Linked DNA regions of Homo sapiens: region 2 is linked to region 1. Evidence: chromatin loops called from intact Hi-C (ENCODE). Cell type or tissue: MCF 10A. All regions are shown on one strand. Links, peaks and the distances in the headings refer to the core of each region. The heading gives the core; the rest is flanking DNA.

The links. Peaks named below come from ENCODE experiments on the same cell type or tissue, not always from the same donor. Only the 100,000 strongest peaks of a DNase experiment are listed, where the experiment ranks them.
Region 2: it touches region 1 in a loop (15-fold over the local background); 99 of 110 quality-filtered maps call a loop at or near these places.

Annotation. Positions count from the first base shown.
Region 1 is chr7:70,852,687-70,861,018 of GRCh38, forward strand. No RefSeq gene overlaps it. Among named protein-coding and RNA genes, the nearest start is that of GALNT17, 280 kb to the right of the region's middle. RefSeq lists enhancers at 1,041-1,210, 5,468-6,417. In MCF 10A, for the core only: a CTCF peak has its summit at 4,445 (motif pointing right); no DNase peak of the experiment used is centred there.
Region 2 is chr7:71,729,441-71,737,772 of GRCh38, forward strand. No RefSeq gene overlaps it. Among named protein-coding and RNA genes, the nearest start is that of MIR3914-1, 430 kb to the left of the region's middle. RefSeq lists an enhancer at 3,823-4,012. In MCF 10A, for the core only: CTCF peaks have their summits at 4,010 (motif pointing left) and 6,701 (motif pointing left); no DNase peak of the experiment used is centred there.

The DNA of each region.
Region 1 (8,332 bases), core at 291-8,290:
CCAGAGTAGAACTTCTTCCAAAGTTGGAGCCAGGGCTCACAAACTCTGCCGCTGCTTAATCAACTCAGTTTATGGAATATTCTAAATCCTTTGTTGCCATTTCAACAGTGTTCACAGCATCTTCACCAGGAGCGAATTCCATCTTAAGAGACCCCTTTCTCTGCTCATCCATAAGAAGCAACTCCTCATCTGTTCACGTTTGATCATGAGATTGTAGCAATTCAGTCCCATCGGCAGGCTCCACTTCTAATTCTAGTTCTCTTGCTATTTCTACCACATCTGCAGTTCCTTCCTCCACTGAAGCCTTGAAACCCTCAAACTCATCCATGAGGGTTGGAATCCACTTCTTCCACACTCCTGTTCATGTTGATATTTTGACCTCCTCCCATGAATCCATGAATTCACAAATGTTCTTTTTTTTTGGACAGAGTCTTGCTCTGTCACCAGGCTGGAGTGCAGTGGCACAATCTTAGCTCACTGCAACCTCTGCCTCACGGGTTCAAGCAATTCTCCTGCCTCAGCCTCCCGAGTAGCTGGGACTACAGGCGAGTGCCACCACGCCCAGCCAATTTTTGTACTTTTAGTAGAGACGGTGTTTCACCATGTTGGCCAGGATGGTCTGGATCGCTTGACCTCGTGATCTGCCCGCCTCGGCCTCCCAAAGTGCTGGGATTACAGGCGTGAGCCACCACACCCAGCCCCCACAAATGTTAATGGCATCTAGAATGGTGAATACTTTCCAGAAAGGTGCTTTCATTTTCTTTGCCCAGATCTATTCAAGGAATCATTATCTGTGGCAGCTATAGCCTTATGATATGTATTCCTTAAATAGTAAGACTTGAAAGTTGAAATTACTCCGAGATCCACGGGCTGCAAAATGGATGTGTTAGCAGGCATGAAAACGACATTCAACTCTTTGTACATCTTCATCAGAGCTCTTGGGTTACCAAGTGCATTGTCAGTGGGCAATAGTATTTTTAAGGGAATCTTCTTTTCTGAGCAGTAGTTCTCAATAGGAGGCTTGAAGTGTTCAGTAAACCATGCTGTAAACAGATGTGCTGCCTTCCAGGCTTCTTTGTTCCATTTCTACAGCACAGGCAGAGTAGATTTAGCATCACTCTGAAGGACCCTAGAATTTGCAGCATGGTAAATGAGCACTGGCTTCAACTTGGAGTCACCAGCTGCATTAGCCCCCTGCTAGACAGTCAGACAGTCCTTTGAAGCTTTGAAGCCAGGCGTTGATTTCTTCTCTTTGTTTATGAAAGTTCTAGATGACATCATGTTCTAATCTCAAGCTGTTTTGTCTATATTGAAAATCTGTTGTTGAGTGTATCCACGTTCATCCATGAGTACAGCTAGAGCCTCTGGATAACTTGCTGCAGCTTCTCCATCAGCTCCCCCTTACACTTTTATGTGATGGAGACAGCTTCTTTCCTTAAACCTCATGAGCCAAGCTCTGCTAGCTTCAGACTTTTCTTCTACAGCTTCCTCGCCTCTTTCAGCCTTCCTAGAATTGAAGAGAATGAGGGACTTGCTCTGGATTGGATCTTGGTTCAGGGAATGTTGCGGCTGGTTTGATCTTCTATCCATACCACTAAAACTTTCTCCACACCAACAATACAGCTGCTTCACTTTCTTATTCATGTGTTTGCTGCAGTAGCAGTTTTAATTTCTTTCAAGAACTTTCCTTTGCAATTGCAACTTGTTTATCTGTTTGGTGCAAGAGGCCTGGCTTTCAGCTTGTCTTGACTTTTGGCCTGCCTTCCTCACTAAGCAGAATCATTTCTAGCTTTTGATGTGAAGTGGGAGATGTGTGACTCTTCCTTTCACTTGAACACTTTGATTAAACAAACAAACAAACAAACTTCAGCCGTATTAAATTTAAAGGTGTTCAATTGAGCAATGAACGATTTGTGAATTGGGCAGCCCCCAGAATCACAGCTGATTCACAGAGGCTGTAGCATAGCCACGTGGTGAAAGAAGATTTATAGAAAAAAAAAAAAGTACAGACATTGGCAACGAGGTACGGAAACAGCTGGATTGGTTACAGGTTGGCGTTTGCCTTATTTGAACACAGTGTGAACACTTAGCAGTCTACGAGTGGTTGAAGTATGGCTGCAGGGATTGGCCAAGACTCAGTTATTGTTACAGGTGCCAACTCCTGAATTAGGTTTCCCATCTCGCCTGACTATTAAGATAGGTTAGAGTTCATCCATAAGGACTCCAATATAGAAGTACGGAGTCCTTCTAGGGCCATATTTAGTTTGCTTTAACAACTTGGAGGACATTGTAAAGTTATTAGTTGGCCTAATTTCAATATTGCTGTGTCCCTGGGAATGGGGAGGCCCAAAGAAAGAGAGAGATGGGGAGCAGCTGGTCAGAGGAGCAGTCAGAACACGCATCAGTTCATTTCTCTACCTTGTAGGGTTTGTACTGCTCCAAAACAACTGCAACAGTAACATCTAAGATCACTCATCACAGATCACCATAACACATATAATCATAATGAAAAAGTTTGAAATACTGTGATGGTTACCAAAACGTGACCCAGAGATATGAAGTGAGCATGTGCTGTTGAAAAAACAGTGCCTAGAGCGTTGCTTGAGGCGGGATTGCCACAAACCTGCCATTCGTAAGGACAGTATATGCGAAGCTCAGTAAAGCCAAGTGCAATGACACGATCTGTGCTTGTACCACACAGTGGGTGGCTTGAAACAACAGACATGTGTTCTCTCACAGTCCTGGAGGTTAGAAGTCCAAAATCCAGGGGTCAGCAGGGCCCTGCTCTGTCTGTGACTCTAGGAGAATCCTTCTCTGCCTCTTCTGGGCTCCTGCTTGTGGCCAGCAATCTCTGTTACTCTGGCTGGTAGCTGTGTCACTCCAGTCCTGCCTGGGTTGCCAGATGGAGCTCTCCCTGTGTGCTTCTCTGTTTCTCTATTATAGGGACACTAGTCATATTGGAATAGAGGCCCATCCTGCTCTGGTGTGATCTCAACTTTCATTTATTTATTTATTTGCTTGTTTCTTTTCTTTTTTTTTTTTTGAGACGGAATTTCATTCCTGTTGCCCAGGCTGGAGTGCAATGGTGCCATCTCAGCTCACTGCAACCTCCACCTCTCGAGTTCAAGCGATTCTCCTGCCTCAGCCTCTCAAGTAGCTGGGACTATAGGGGCACGCTACCACACCTGGCTAATTTTTATATTTGAGTAGAGATGGGGTTTCGCCATGTTGGCCAGGCTGGTTTTGAACTCCTGACCTCAGGTGATCTGCTCGCCTCGCCCTCCCAAAGTGTTGGGATTACAGGTGTGAACCACCGTGCCCGGCCAGTTTCTTTGTTTTTGAGATAGGGTCTCACTCTGTCACCCAGGCTGGAGTGCAGTGGCACAATCATAGCTCATTGCAGCTTCAAACTCTTGGAGTCAGGCGATCCTCCTGCCTTGGCCTCTCCAGTAGCTGGGACTATGGGCATAAGCCACAATGCCCAGATAATTTTTTTTTTTTTTTTTTTTTTTGTAGAGGTGTGTCTTGCTATGTCGCCCAGGTTGGTCTTGAATTCCCGACTTCAAGCAATTGTCCTGCCTCTGCCTCCCAAAACACTGGGATTACAGGCATGAGTTGATTTACATCTTAATTACATCTGCAAAGTCTCTATTTCCAAATACTGTGTCAGTTACAGGTATGAAGACTTAGAATTTCAACTTGTCTTTTTGGAGGGCATGATTCAACCCACAGCAGATCACGAGGGGAAGGGGAGTCAGTGTGACTCTGCAGAAGATAGTGGTGTCAGCCCTTGAGGTCAGGAGTACACAGGGAGCCGGCTAGGGGGAAATGATGGGTTCCAGGTGGGGCATGTTGAGTCTGAGCTGCCGGTCCATGGAGCTTCTAGGGACAGAAGTCTAGGAGGTGGTCAGATGCATGGTCTAGAGTTCAGGGGAAAGTCAGGCTGGAGGTGTATGTTCCAAGTTCTTTGCATCTGGGTGGGTGGTAGTTAAAAATCAAAGGTGAGAAGCAGCCAGTGTAGCTGGGGAGTGCAGGAGGTCTCGAGGAGACAGAAAAACATCCCGGGGGCTGGGGGCAGCACCTGTAATCCCAGTAGTTTGTGAGGCGGAGGTGGGAGGATCGCTTGAGGGCAGGAGTTTGAAACCAGCCTGGCAACATAGCGAGACCCCGTCTCTACAAAAAAATTTTAAAAATAGCTGGGCGTGGTGGCACATAACTGTGGTCCCACCCACTTGGGAGGTTGGGGCAGGAGGATCGCTTGAGCCCAGGAGTTTCAGGCTGCAGTGAGCCATAATTGCACCACTGCCCTCCAGCCCAGGGCACAGAGTGAGACTCTGACTCAAAAACAAAACAACAGAAAACCCATAAAATTGTCCTGGAGGGAATCGCTAAGAACACCTGGAGAAAAACTGAACTCTGGCCACCAGGGGGCGCTCTGCACCAGCCCATTGGAACAATTTCCATAGGCAGCAGGTGGATAAACTTGATCAGTGAATTTAAGTTTTCTCTGTGCTCTTTTCCTGCAGCAATAGGCTTCTATGTACAAAAAGTACAATTGCAGGATTGGGTTACTGACTTGAGTGTATTTACAGAGTTATAGAAAAAGGCTGCTCAAATCTCTTTGAGGAGAATCAGTGATCTTGAGATTAGAATGGTTAAGAAAAGTTGGTTGTGGAGTTGGGAAGAGGAGATATATTTAGGCTACTCCAGGAAGAAACTCTTAGGGGGCGTATGAGCAGACAGATGACTGTTTCACTTCTCTGGAGAAATGTAAGACTCTAGATGCATTTTTTGGATTTCTAACAAGATGGTGAATGAACACAGACAACTGTCTTCCTCCAACATTTGGAGAAGTCACAGAAGGAAGAAGTGTTTTATGGATTTCAGAGTCTAATATAAAAAGAGGAGTCAGAGGAGTCAGAGGGTGGTTGGGCCCCACAGGGGAGGGAAAGGCAGCCACAGAGATTAGGGTGGGGGCCAGGGCTATTGGCCCCCCTACAGGTTAGCTAAAAAATTACTGTCACAAGGCTGATTGAGTTATCGGAGAAAGGCATACAAATTTATTTAATGTGTATACACGAGAGCCTTCAGTATGAAGATCCAGCTTCCCAATAGGTGGCAGAAGCTAATCTGCCATCTTGAAATTACAGAAAGAATCCAGACTCAGAATATGTCCAAAATAGGTTTTAGTGGCAAGACAGTTTATGGGAAGAAGAAAGGAAGAGGCTTGGCTCCAAAGGTGGCCTTGTTATGTAGATGAAGTCTCCCTCAGAGTGACTAGATAGTAAGTTTCTTTTCAAAGGTTTAAAGGTGTCAGATTCTCAATCACTCCTAGATCTAAAAAAGGCATAGAAAGGGGGACATGTGGCTATGTTAATGAAGATTCTCTACAGATGCAAATTTTCCCCACAAAGACAGCTTTGCAAGGCCAACTCTATTTGCTGGCTCTGCAGCAGCTATTTCAAGTTATGCCAAAGAAATATATTTTGGGGTAAAATATTTTTATTTTCTTCATTAGGTTGGGGTTGAGATCTTTGCTCATTTCCTTTCTCTTCCCATATTGCTTTCAGCATATTGCTCACCTCCTAGGAACTACCGCAGGGTAGAAAACAGCAGGGCCAGCCATCCCCTCATGACAACTAGAATGACAACTACAAGGATGAAGATGGTGGGGCCATGTCAACCTGTGACTCAGCCTGTGAGCCATCAACAGAGAATAAAACCCCCAACCTTATTCCCTGTTGATGGCTCGGAACTATGGTGGACTGCTGTGTGAGAGAGAAATAAGCTTCTATTGTGTTAAGTCACTTAATACATGTTTGAGTCTATCTGTTACACAGCTCAGCCTGTGCTAACCAATGCAAAACTCTAAGTTGTAAATCAAAATTAAGAATTTCTATTTAACGAAGAACTTACAGGCAGAGTTAACAGATTAAAAAATATATTTTTAACATTAAAAACAAACAAGGGATTAATAGTTATTCTAGGTAAGAAATTCCTTTCTAAATGGCATTTTTTTGTCAGAAAAAAAAGAATTTTACATAAGGTTGGAAAGAAATCCAACTAAAGCCTCCTAGAAATCCATTTGAGAAGTGGGCAAATGATAAGAATTCATTGAGGCAGAAATGCAAATGGCTAATGTGAACATGAAGAACTGCTCAACATCCCTAGTGATCACAGAATTTATAACATGAGTGAGATACTATTCACACCAATCAGATTTGGCAGATTTAGAAAGGTAGATAAAGCCAAGTGTTGGTGAGGATAGAGGAACTGGCAATTGATATGTATCCACTGTTGATGGGAGGATATCTTGATGCAGTGTTCAGGGGAGCACCCTGGTAGGAGTTACTGGAATTAAGAATGGGTAGACTGCATGCCCATCAACCCCACTGTATCTCTACAAGGGAGATCCATGTAACAATGTCATCATGGCATTGGTAGTTGAAGTGGGGAGGTAGAGAGAGCCAAATCCCCCTGTTATTAGAAAGGGGTCCTGATCCAGACCCCAAGAGAGGGTTGTTGGATCTTGCACAAGAAGGAAATCAAGGTGAATCCATACAGTAAAATGAAAGCAAGTTTATTAAGAAAGTAAAGGGATAAAGAATGGCTACTCCATAGGCAGAGCAGCCCCAAGGGCTGCTGGTTAACTATATTTAATGTTATCATTCTTTCTTGATTATACGCTAAACAAGGGGTGGTTTATTCATGAGTTTTCCTGGAAAGGGGTGGGCAGTTCCTGTAACTGAGGGTTCCTTCCCTTTTTAGACCATATAGGGTAACTTCTTGGTGTTGCCATGGCATTTGCAAACAGTCATGGCACTGCTGGGACTGTCTTTTGCGTGCTCATGCATTTTAATTAGCATATAATGAGCAATGAGGACAATCAGAGGTGACCTTAGTCGCCATGTTGGTTTTGACAGGATTTGGCTGGCTTCTTTACTGCAACTGTTTTATCAACAAGGTCTTTGCGACCTGTATCGTGTGCTGACCTCCCATCTCATCCTGTGACTTAGAATGCCTTAATTTCCCTGGAATGCAGCCCAGTAAGCTTCAGTCTTATTTACCCAGCTCTTATTCAAGATGGAGTAGCTCTGTTTCAAACAGCTCTGACACTCCTGACACAGGATTAATATATAGCACAGAACAATAAACCACGCTAAACGACAAGCAGCATTGAGTGAAACAGCACAACAAACAGAAGGAGATACTTACATAAACTGAAGATAAATGCATACACAAAACAGCAACACACACACACACACACACACACACACACACACACACACACACACACACAGAGGAACATATATCCAAAGATACATTAAACCCATCAGGATGGATGCTTCTGGTGGTGGGGTCTGGAGAGTGGGAGGGGAGTGAAGAGAGGCCACTGTCAGGCCTCTGAGCCCAAGCTAAGCCATCATATCCCCTGTGACCTGCACGTCTACATCCAGATCTCCTAAAGCAACTGAAGATCCACAAAAGAAGTGAAAATAGCCTTAACTGATGACATTCCACCATTGTGATTTGTTTCTTCCCCACCCTAACTGATCAATATACTTTGTAATCTCCCCCACCCTTAAGAAGGTTCTTTGTAATTCTCCCCACCCTTGAGAATGTACTTTGTGAGATCCATCCCCTGCCCGCAAAACATTGCTCCTAACTCCACTGCCTGTCCCAAAACCTATAAGAAGTAATGATAACCCACCACCCTTTGCTGACTCTCTTTTCGGACTCAGCCAGCCTGCACCCAGGTGAAATAAACAGCCTTGTTGCTCACACAAAGCCTGTTTGGTGATCTCTTCACACGGACTCGTGAGACAGCTACTATGTTACGTCAGAATGATTGCAAGCTGAGTGTTAGGATTGGCTTAACTTTCTGCACCCAATATCCTAAGGGAGGAAAAAACCGGACCCTCTAAGGGGAAATATTATCTGTAGGGCCTGATCCCATCATTGGACCCTTCACCCAACGCTGCTGAGTGAGTAGAGGGTTTATTTCATCCTTCCAATTTAGTGATTCAGTAGAGATTTCAAGACTCAAAGCTTAATTAACTCCATTTTAATTGAAGTCATCTTCTCAGTCATGGTGTCTGCACGCAGGACAATTCAGCTTGGCCTCCAAGTGCTTCAGTACAAGGCCCAATTTCTGGCTCAGCCATTAACCAGCCCCAAGTCAGGATAATCAGACAAGTCTTCAATTTGTGGGGATTTTATGGTTGGAATCAGGGTACTTTGACCTCTGGAAGGACAGACCTCTGAGGTGCAAGGATGTTTAATGGTTGCACAGAGAAGACAATCCTACAGAAAAGGCAGTAGTTGGGGCAGT
Region 2 (8,332 bases), core at 159-8,158, 880 kb after region 1:
CTGGAATACAGACATAATGGCTGGAGCTGCAGCAACCATCTTGCAAACTATTTTGCAAAGATAAAAGTGGCTTTGAAATGGTGCAGTAGAAATATCAAGGCTCAGCCTGGCACAGTGGCTCACGCCTGTAATCCCAGCACTTTGGGAGGCCGAGGTGGGAGGATCACGAGGTCAGGAGATCGAGACCATCCTGGCTAACACAGTGAAACCCCGTCTCTACTAAAAATACAAAAAATTAGCCAGGCGTGGTGGCAGGCACCTATAGTCCCAGCTACTTGGGAGGCTGAGGCAGGAGAATGGCGTGAACCCGGGAGGTGGAGCTTGCAGTGAGCCAAGATCACGCCACTGCACTCCAGCCTGGGCGACAGAGTGAGACTCCGTCTCAACAAAAAGAAAAAAAAAAGAAAGAAATATCAAGGCTCCTGATGAAGCTACCATACTAACTCTGGCTTTGCCTACTTAAGAGTTTCTTTACAAGAGAGAAAAATAAAGTGGAAAATGAACCTTTGGTTTATGCCAGTCATCTGGATTTCTTCATATGCCATTGAACATCATCTTTATTGCTCCAGGAGCAGATTTCTGCTGATTCAGAAACAGTGTAGTCTAAAATTCGGGTACAATGGTTTGACCTGAAGATGAAGATGTAGTGTTGGGTGGAAACATTCCGGAGCTCATAATTTTGTAGGTGAGTTAGAAATAAATCAACCACTGCCCCACACAAAAGCCACTCACTGAAGCAGATCAAACACTCTGTCAAATCTACAGCCTGAGTAGAAGCAGGCCAGAGGAGAGAAGATTCTCCCAGGCTGTGGTTAGGCAGCATGAGGACACATGGGCCACGTACGAGATGAAAAAAGGATTGGGAGGCTGAGGTAGGTGGATCACAAGGTCAGGAGTTTGAGATCAGCCTGGGCAACATGGTGAAACCCCGTCTCTACTAAAAAAAATATAAAAAATTAGCCGGACATGGTGGCAGGTGCCTGTAATCCCAGCTACTTGGGAGGCTGAGGCAGGAGAATTGCTTGAACCCAGGAGGCGGAGGTTGCAGTGAGCCAAGATCGCACCATCGCACTCCAGCCCAGGCAACAGTGCGAGACTCCATCTCAAAAAAAAAAAAAGAAAAAGAAAAAGAAAAAGAAAAAGGAAAGAACTTCTCAGTAGACAAGTCCCTGACAATTTCAGTGTCAGGAGAGGTGACATGGAGACGAAGAACCTAGGTAGGGCCAGACTCCCTAGGGCCAATATATATTGAGTAGTTTGAGGCTAGGCCTATACTATGCATTCTAAGATTGGAGCCACCATCAGTAGATATAGCTCTCAATCTCCTTAGAAAGTAAGTGGAAACATGCGATATAATTTTCCCCAAGAGAGGCCAGGCACAGTGGCTCATGCCTGTAATCCCAGCACTTTGGGAGGCCTAGGTGGGCAGATCACTTGAGGTCAGGAGTTTGAGACCAGCCTGGCCAACATGGTGAAACCTTACCTCTACTAAAAATACAAAAAAATTAGCTGGGTGTGGTGATGTGCACCTATTATCTCAGCTACTTGGGAGACTGAGGCAGGAGAATCACTTGAACCTGGGAGGTGAAGGTTGCAGTGAGCCGAGATCTCACCACTGCACTCCAGCCTGGATGACACAGCAAGACTCCATCTCAAAAAAATATATAATAATAATAATAACTTTCCCCAAAAGAATGTGAGTAGATATCACAGGTAGCTCTTTGGGGCTGCGCTTTTGTGGGGTGACTTTGCCTTGACCACGCTCCCTTTCTCCTTCTGGGCTGGATGCAGAAAACAACAGGGCCTTAGGGGATGGTAGAGCCATAAGGGGGAAGGAATCTAAGTCCCTAAATATCTGAATGAAAGAGACCCTCCTCATTGACCTGAATACCAAACCAGGATTGTTTTGTTGAGCCATTTCATGTCTGGGGTTATTTGTTACTGCACTTTAGCCTGCTCTAGCTATAACACAACATCTTTTACATATTGTGTTAGTTATCTATTTCTGCATAATAAATTCTCCCAAAATCCAGTGACTTAAAACAACAGCATTTATCACCTCATAGTCTCTGGGGGTCATCTCCTGAAGGCAGCTTTGGGGAGTCCTTTGCTTCAGGGGCTCTCCCAGGCTGCAATTAAGATGTCGGGTACAGCTGGAGACATTTGAAAGCTCAACTGAGGGAAGATTCCTTTCCAAGATTCACGATTGTTGGGATGATTCAGTTGGCCTGAGACCCTCTGTTCTTTACTGGCTGTTGGCCAGAGGCCAGAGGCCTGAGTTCCTCACCATGTGGGCCTCTTTGTAGGGCAGCTCATGACAGTACAGTTTCATCAAAGCACGTGAGCAAGGAGCACCTTTGAGAAGAGCTGGCCCGACGGAAATCAATTTTGTGTAGCCAAATCTCAGAAGTGAAATCCCATACTTTTGCCATAATCTTTTTGCTAGAAGTGAGTCTCTCAGTTTGGCCCATCGCAAAGGGAGGGGATTATAGAGGGGTGTGAACAACAAGAGGCAGCCGTCGCTGGGAGCCATTTCAAAAGCTGTCTACAGGCAGGGCAGGACGACTCACGCCTGTAATCCCAGCACTCTGGGAGGCCAAGGTGGGCAGATTGCTTGAACTTAGGAGTTTGAGACCAGCCTGGACAACATAGTGAGACCTCGTCTCTACAAAAAATACAAAAAATTAGCCAGGTGTGGTGGCGTATGCCTGTGGTCCCAGCTACTCGGGAGGCTGAGGTTGGAGGACCGCTTGAGTCCAGGGAATCCAGGCTGCAGCGAACCATGATAGCACCACTGCAGTCCAGCCTGTGCGACAGAGCAAGACCATCTCAAAAAACAAACTAAAACAAATCAAAAACCCCACACTGTCTTCCACACATAGTAGTCTCACAAGACCCCTGTTTAGATACAAGATTTAATCTAATTTGGAGAGGCCCATTTAAACAAGGAAACAGACCCAGAGAGGTTCAGTACCTTATCCCAGGTGACTCGGGTCATTGGTGGTAGAAGGAGAATGTTCTGTGAGATGCTAGCACCTGTGGATTTGCACACCACCACCTACAATGCAGGCTGCATTGTGCCCTGTGGTGAGTCTGCCTGGAGGAGGAGTCACAAAAGGGCCTGCAGTATTTGACTATGGAAGCAATTATTAAAGAGGCTGCCCACCCACTGCAATCCCTGCGGATTCCCGGATTTCATGAGCTGCAGGGCTGGCCTCCAGCCTCAAAGAGCTGCAGGCCTAGGAGAAAATCATGAGTGTGTGTGTGTGTGTGTGTGTGTGTAACAGAGAGAGGGAGAGGGAAAAGGAGAAAGAGGCAGAAAGGGACAGGAGAGATGAAAAGAGATAAAGAGATACAGAGAAACAAGTACAGAGTGACAGGGAGAAATAAATAAGGAATTAGAAAAATAGAGACAAGAGAGAAATATTTACAGAGAAAGCCAAAGAGAGTGGAAGGAAGGGAGGAAGGAAGGAAAGATAAAAGAGGGAAAGAAGGATAAAAAGAAAGAAAAGGGAGAAGGAGAAAGAAAAGGAAGGAGAGAGGAAAGTAGGAAGGAAAGAGGGAAGAAAAATGAAGGAGGGAAGGAGGGAGGGAGGGAGCAAGGGAAGGAGGGAGGGAAGGAGCAAGGGAAGGAGGGAGGGAGGGAGCAAGGGAAGGAGGGAGGGAGGGAGGGAGAGGGAGACACAGGGAGTGCCAGTCTTGCAAGGGAGGGGTGCGGGCTGGCTCTCCCAGCACCTGCAGGCGCAGCGCCCCCGCTGGAAATCTGAACTGCATTCTGGTCGTGGCTTCCCCCTAATGTCCTACCTAACCTGTTGAAGGGAATGCAAATTTTAAGGTATACAGCGACAGCAAGCTGTGAAGCGGCCTAGGCTGCCCAAGGCTAGGTCTGGCCGGGTGTTTGGAGCACCCGCAGGCCCCCCGAGGAGGGAGGCGCCCTGAGCAGGTGTCTGCTCCTTGGACGTCCCGCGCGGGAGCTCAGCTGGGAAGCCGGGCTCTGAAGACCGATGCTCTAGCGCCCCCTGCTGGCGCCTGGCCTTGATTCCGCTGCTTCCTTTCCCCTGAAATGAAGGAAAGCAGGAGGGTTGTGAGGCTTCATTGATTTCTCCCCGGCGGAGCAGCGATGCGGATGGGGATGAGGGGTGGTCAGAGGAGACCAGAGCTAGCGAACACGTTCCCTTCTATGACCTGGCCTGTGCTGCGACGCATGGTACCAGCCCTGGGTTGGCCTTGTACCTCCAGGCATTTGGGGGCCTTCCAGAGGCAGGAGGACGGCTTGAAACCAGGAGTTCCAGATCAGCCTGGGCAACATAGCAAGACCCCATCTCTAAAAAAAAAAAAAAAAAAAAAAAAGAATTATCTGGACATGTTGGCCCACCTGTGGTCCCAGCTACCTAGGAGGCTGAAGTGAAAAAATGCATCACTGTAAAAAAAAATCTAGAGTTTAAGACTGTGAAATGTTATTAGTCCTTTCTCACACTGCTATAAAGATATTACCCAAGAGGTGGGAGGATCACTTGAGCCCAGGAGTTCGAGGTTGCTGTGAGCTATGATGGCACCACTGCACTCCAGCCTGTGAGACAAAGTGAGAACTTGTATCTTTTCAAAAAAAAGAAAGAAAGAAAATAAATAAATAATGTATACTTTATTAGAACTATATGTACTTTTGATTAATGCATTAAATAGACCATAAGTGATGGGTCTACTCGCTATAATTTCAAAGTTGTATGAGCATCAATGTTATTACAAGATTTCTGCAGCACCTATAATTTGACAAAAAATCTGTGATTTCTGTTGGTGACAAAAGGTCAGGTTCTGTTTTGTCTACAGTGGTTTGTTGTTTACATTCATAATTAAAGGAAATGTTATCTTTCATTTAGAGGTAAACGAAACAAAGGGAATAATTTTCCCATCCAAGCTCATAGATTCCCTGAATCCTACACATGAAGCCCTGATGAGTCCCATGAACTTGTTAAGCTGCAGAGGGCTGGGCACCATGGCTCATGCCTATAATCCCAGAGCTTTGGGAGACCAAGGTGAGAGGATCACATGAGGCCAGGAGTTCGAGACCAGCCTGGGCAACATAGCGAGACCTCATCTCTATTTTTATTTTTATTTTTATTTTTATTTTTATTTTTAGAGACGGAATCTCACTCTGTCTCCCAGGCTGGAGTGCAGTAGTGCGACCTCGGCTCACTGCAGCCTCCGCCTCCCGGGTGCAAGTGATTCTCCTACCTCAGCCTCCTGAGTAGCTGGGATTACAGGTGTGCGCCACCATGCCTGGCTAACTTTTGAATTTTTAGTAGAGATGGGGTTTCACCACATTGGTCAGGCTGGTCTCAAACTCCTGACCTTGTGATCCACCCGCCTCGGCCTCCCAAAGTGCTGGGATTATAGGTGTGAGCCACCGTGCCTGGCCTTTATTTTTAAAAAATAAATAAAATTTTAAAAATAAAAGAAGCCGCCGAGGTAGCGTTCTTGCTCACATCTTACCTTGCTAGGGCACAGCAAGATGTCAGACACCATCCTCAGAGGTGAAACCCCCAAAAGTATTAAAGGCAGGTAGCAATTCAAAGTATGGATCCCCTGGTCACTAAGAATAGTAACAGTAATCCATTTTTAAAGAATAGCAACCAAAATGCCTTACATGCTGGATACCATGCAAGGGACTTTATCTCATTCCATCTGTCCACCCCAGACCTCTTAACTATCCCAGGTAACCTGACGATATCCCAGGCTCATTTCCTGGGTTATCACAGCCACCTTTCATACCTGGGTCCCTGGAGGGGGCTCAGGTCAGAAGAGGGTATGAGAGCCTGTTTGTCACCTAGGATGTGCTCCAGAGTGATTCAGCCACGCCCTGGCGAAATCTCTGCAGGGGGTTTTCTAGACTCTGTCCTGATAACAGAACCCTCCCATTTTGTCTTTGCTTTCAGCTTTCTTGATTCTAAGCTTCAAATTTTGCCATATACTGGGTCAAAGGTACGTACCTGTAATCCCAACACTTTGGGAGGCTGAGGTGGGAGGATCACTTGAGGCCAGGCATTCAAGACCAGCTTGGGCAACATAGCAAGATTCCATCTCTACAAAAATAAAAAAATTAGCCGGGCATAGTGGTGTACACTTGCAGTCCCAGCTACTCTGGAGGCTGAGGTGGGAGGATGGCTTGAGCCCAGGAGTTCGAGGCTGCAGTGAGCTAGGATTGCACCAACGCACTGTAACCTGGGCAACAGAGTGAGACTCTGTCTCAGTAAGTAAATAAATAAAATAAAATAAACGCCCACCTCTGTGGTCATATCCTTCAGATACAACAGATCAAGTCTTTGGGTTGCAGAGCAAGGATCAACTCTTGTGGCTATCACGAGAGCGCTGAGGTCATGAGCCATCCAGGAGCTGGTTAACTCTGCCCATCAGGACACTCAAGCAAAGGCCAATCCTGGTGGCCCACATCCCAAAGGCAAGCATGAGCAGGGAAACCCTAATCTGCATACAATCGCTTTTACGACAGGGCTGTGTGCTTCAGCAAAACTCTAAGTTTAAATATGGCATTCAGGGCCCCATGAACACCATAGAGAGAAATCCAGAGACAAGCCACTGAGTAGAGGAGATTTGTGCATTAAAATCTTCTTGCCACCAAGGTCCTGCCTGGGTCTCTGACGGTTTCCCATCGCCTAGGTTTCTGAAGCAAGCACTGCAGCAGTGCCATCTAGTGGGCAAAAGGCAAAGTGTCACAACTGAGAGGATCCTCCAAGAGGAAACAGAAGTTGTGGAATTCAGGGGCAAGGACACGGTTGACCTAGACTCAGCTTGACTGGACTTTAGATGGGCTTCTTGACTCTCACCCCGACCTCCCTTCTCTTCTACCATTAACTTGAAGAAACACTGCCAGGCATGGGGGGTGCGTACCTGTAGTCCCAGCTATTCAGGAGGCTGAGGCGATGAGGCAGGAGGATCGCTTGAGCCCAGCAACCACAGATGACCCAATCACAGAAAAAAACATTTGCAAACTCTGGAACAACTCAATGTACTTGGCACATCCCACCAAGCAACCTTACCCCAACATCCTCCAGGACTTTTGCACTAGGGCACCCCAGTGCTTATGCTTAGAAGCCCTCCAGCCCATGGTGTCAGCAGAGTCGGGGTTAGCTTCCCCTATCATCTTGAATAACATCTTCCTTACTGGCGTAACTCTGACTCATGCAAATTCTCTTCAACATAGCTTTTCTGAGCACCCACCCTAGAGTGAGGTCCACTCCCACACCCTCAGGATGCTTCAGAAGCAACAGAGCTCCCCTTCTCCTATTCATAAGATAGACATTCTGCCTATAGCCCCTGCTCTCCCAGGCTACCCCCGCCTCCCCCCGCCTCCCCCCACTCAGGCCCATGGTACAGAAGTCAGAAGTTTACAAAGTCAGGAACACAGCTGCCCTGGGAGAAGGTTTCATTGCCTAGGTTCTCACTGATTTTTTTTCCCCTTTTCTTTTTGAAGCTTTCTTCTGGCCAAGCGTGTTGGTTCATGCCTGTAATCCCAGCACTTTGGGAGGCTGAGGCGGGTGGATCACCTGGGGTCAGGAGTTTGAGATCAGCCTGACCAACACAGTGAAACCCCATCTCTACTAAAAATACAAAAATTGGCTGGGTGTGGTGGTGGGCACCTGTAATCCCAGCTAGCTAGGAGGCTGAGGCAGGAGAATTGCTTGAACCCAAAAGGCAGAGGTTGCAGTGAGCCAGAGATGGCGCCATTGCACTCTAGCGTGGATGACAGGAGTGAAACTCAATCTCAAAAAAACAAAAACAAAACAAAAAAACCTATCTTCTCTGTTATTCATGGGATTCCCGGTAAAAGGAGAGTAGTCAAGTGTTGAGGCCATTCCCGCATCAATGACTGTAAAGGTTTCTCAGTACACACAGAGGTTACTATTCTGAAATGCAGGCAGTAGTGTGTCCGGAATTGGTGGGTTCTTGGTCTCACTGACTTCAAGAATGAAGCCGCGGACCCTCGCGGTGAGTGTTACAGCTCTTAAGGTGGCGCGTCTGGAGTTTGTTCCTTCTGATGTTCAGATGTGTTCGGAGTTTCTTCCTTGGTCTCGCTGGCTCAGGAGTGAAGCTGCAGATCTTCGCGGTGAGTGTAACAGCTCATAAAAGCAGCGTGGACCCAAAGAGTGAACAGTAGCAAAATTTATTGCAAAGAGCAAAAGAACAAACACTCCCCACTATGGAAGACGACCCGAGGTGGTTGCCAATACTGGCTCGGGCAGCCAGCTTTTATTCTCTTATCTGGCCCCACCCACATCCTGCTGATTGGTAGAGCCGAGTGGCCTGTTTTGACAGGGCG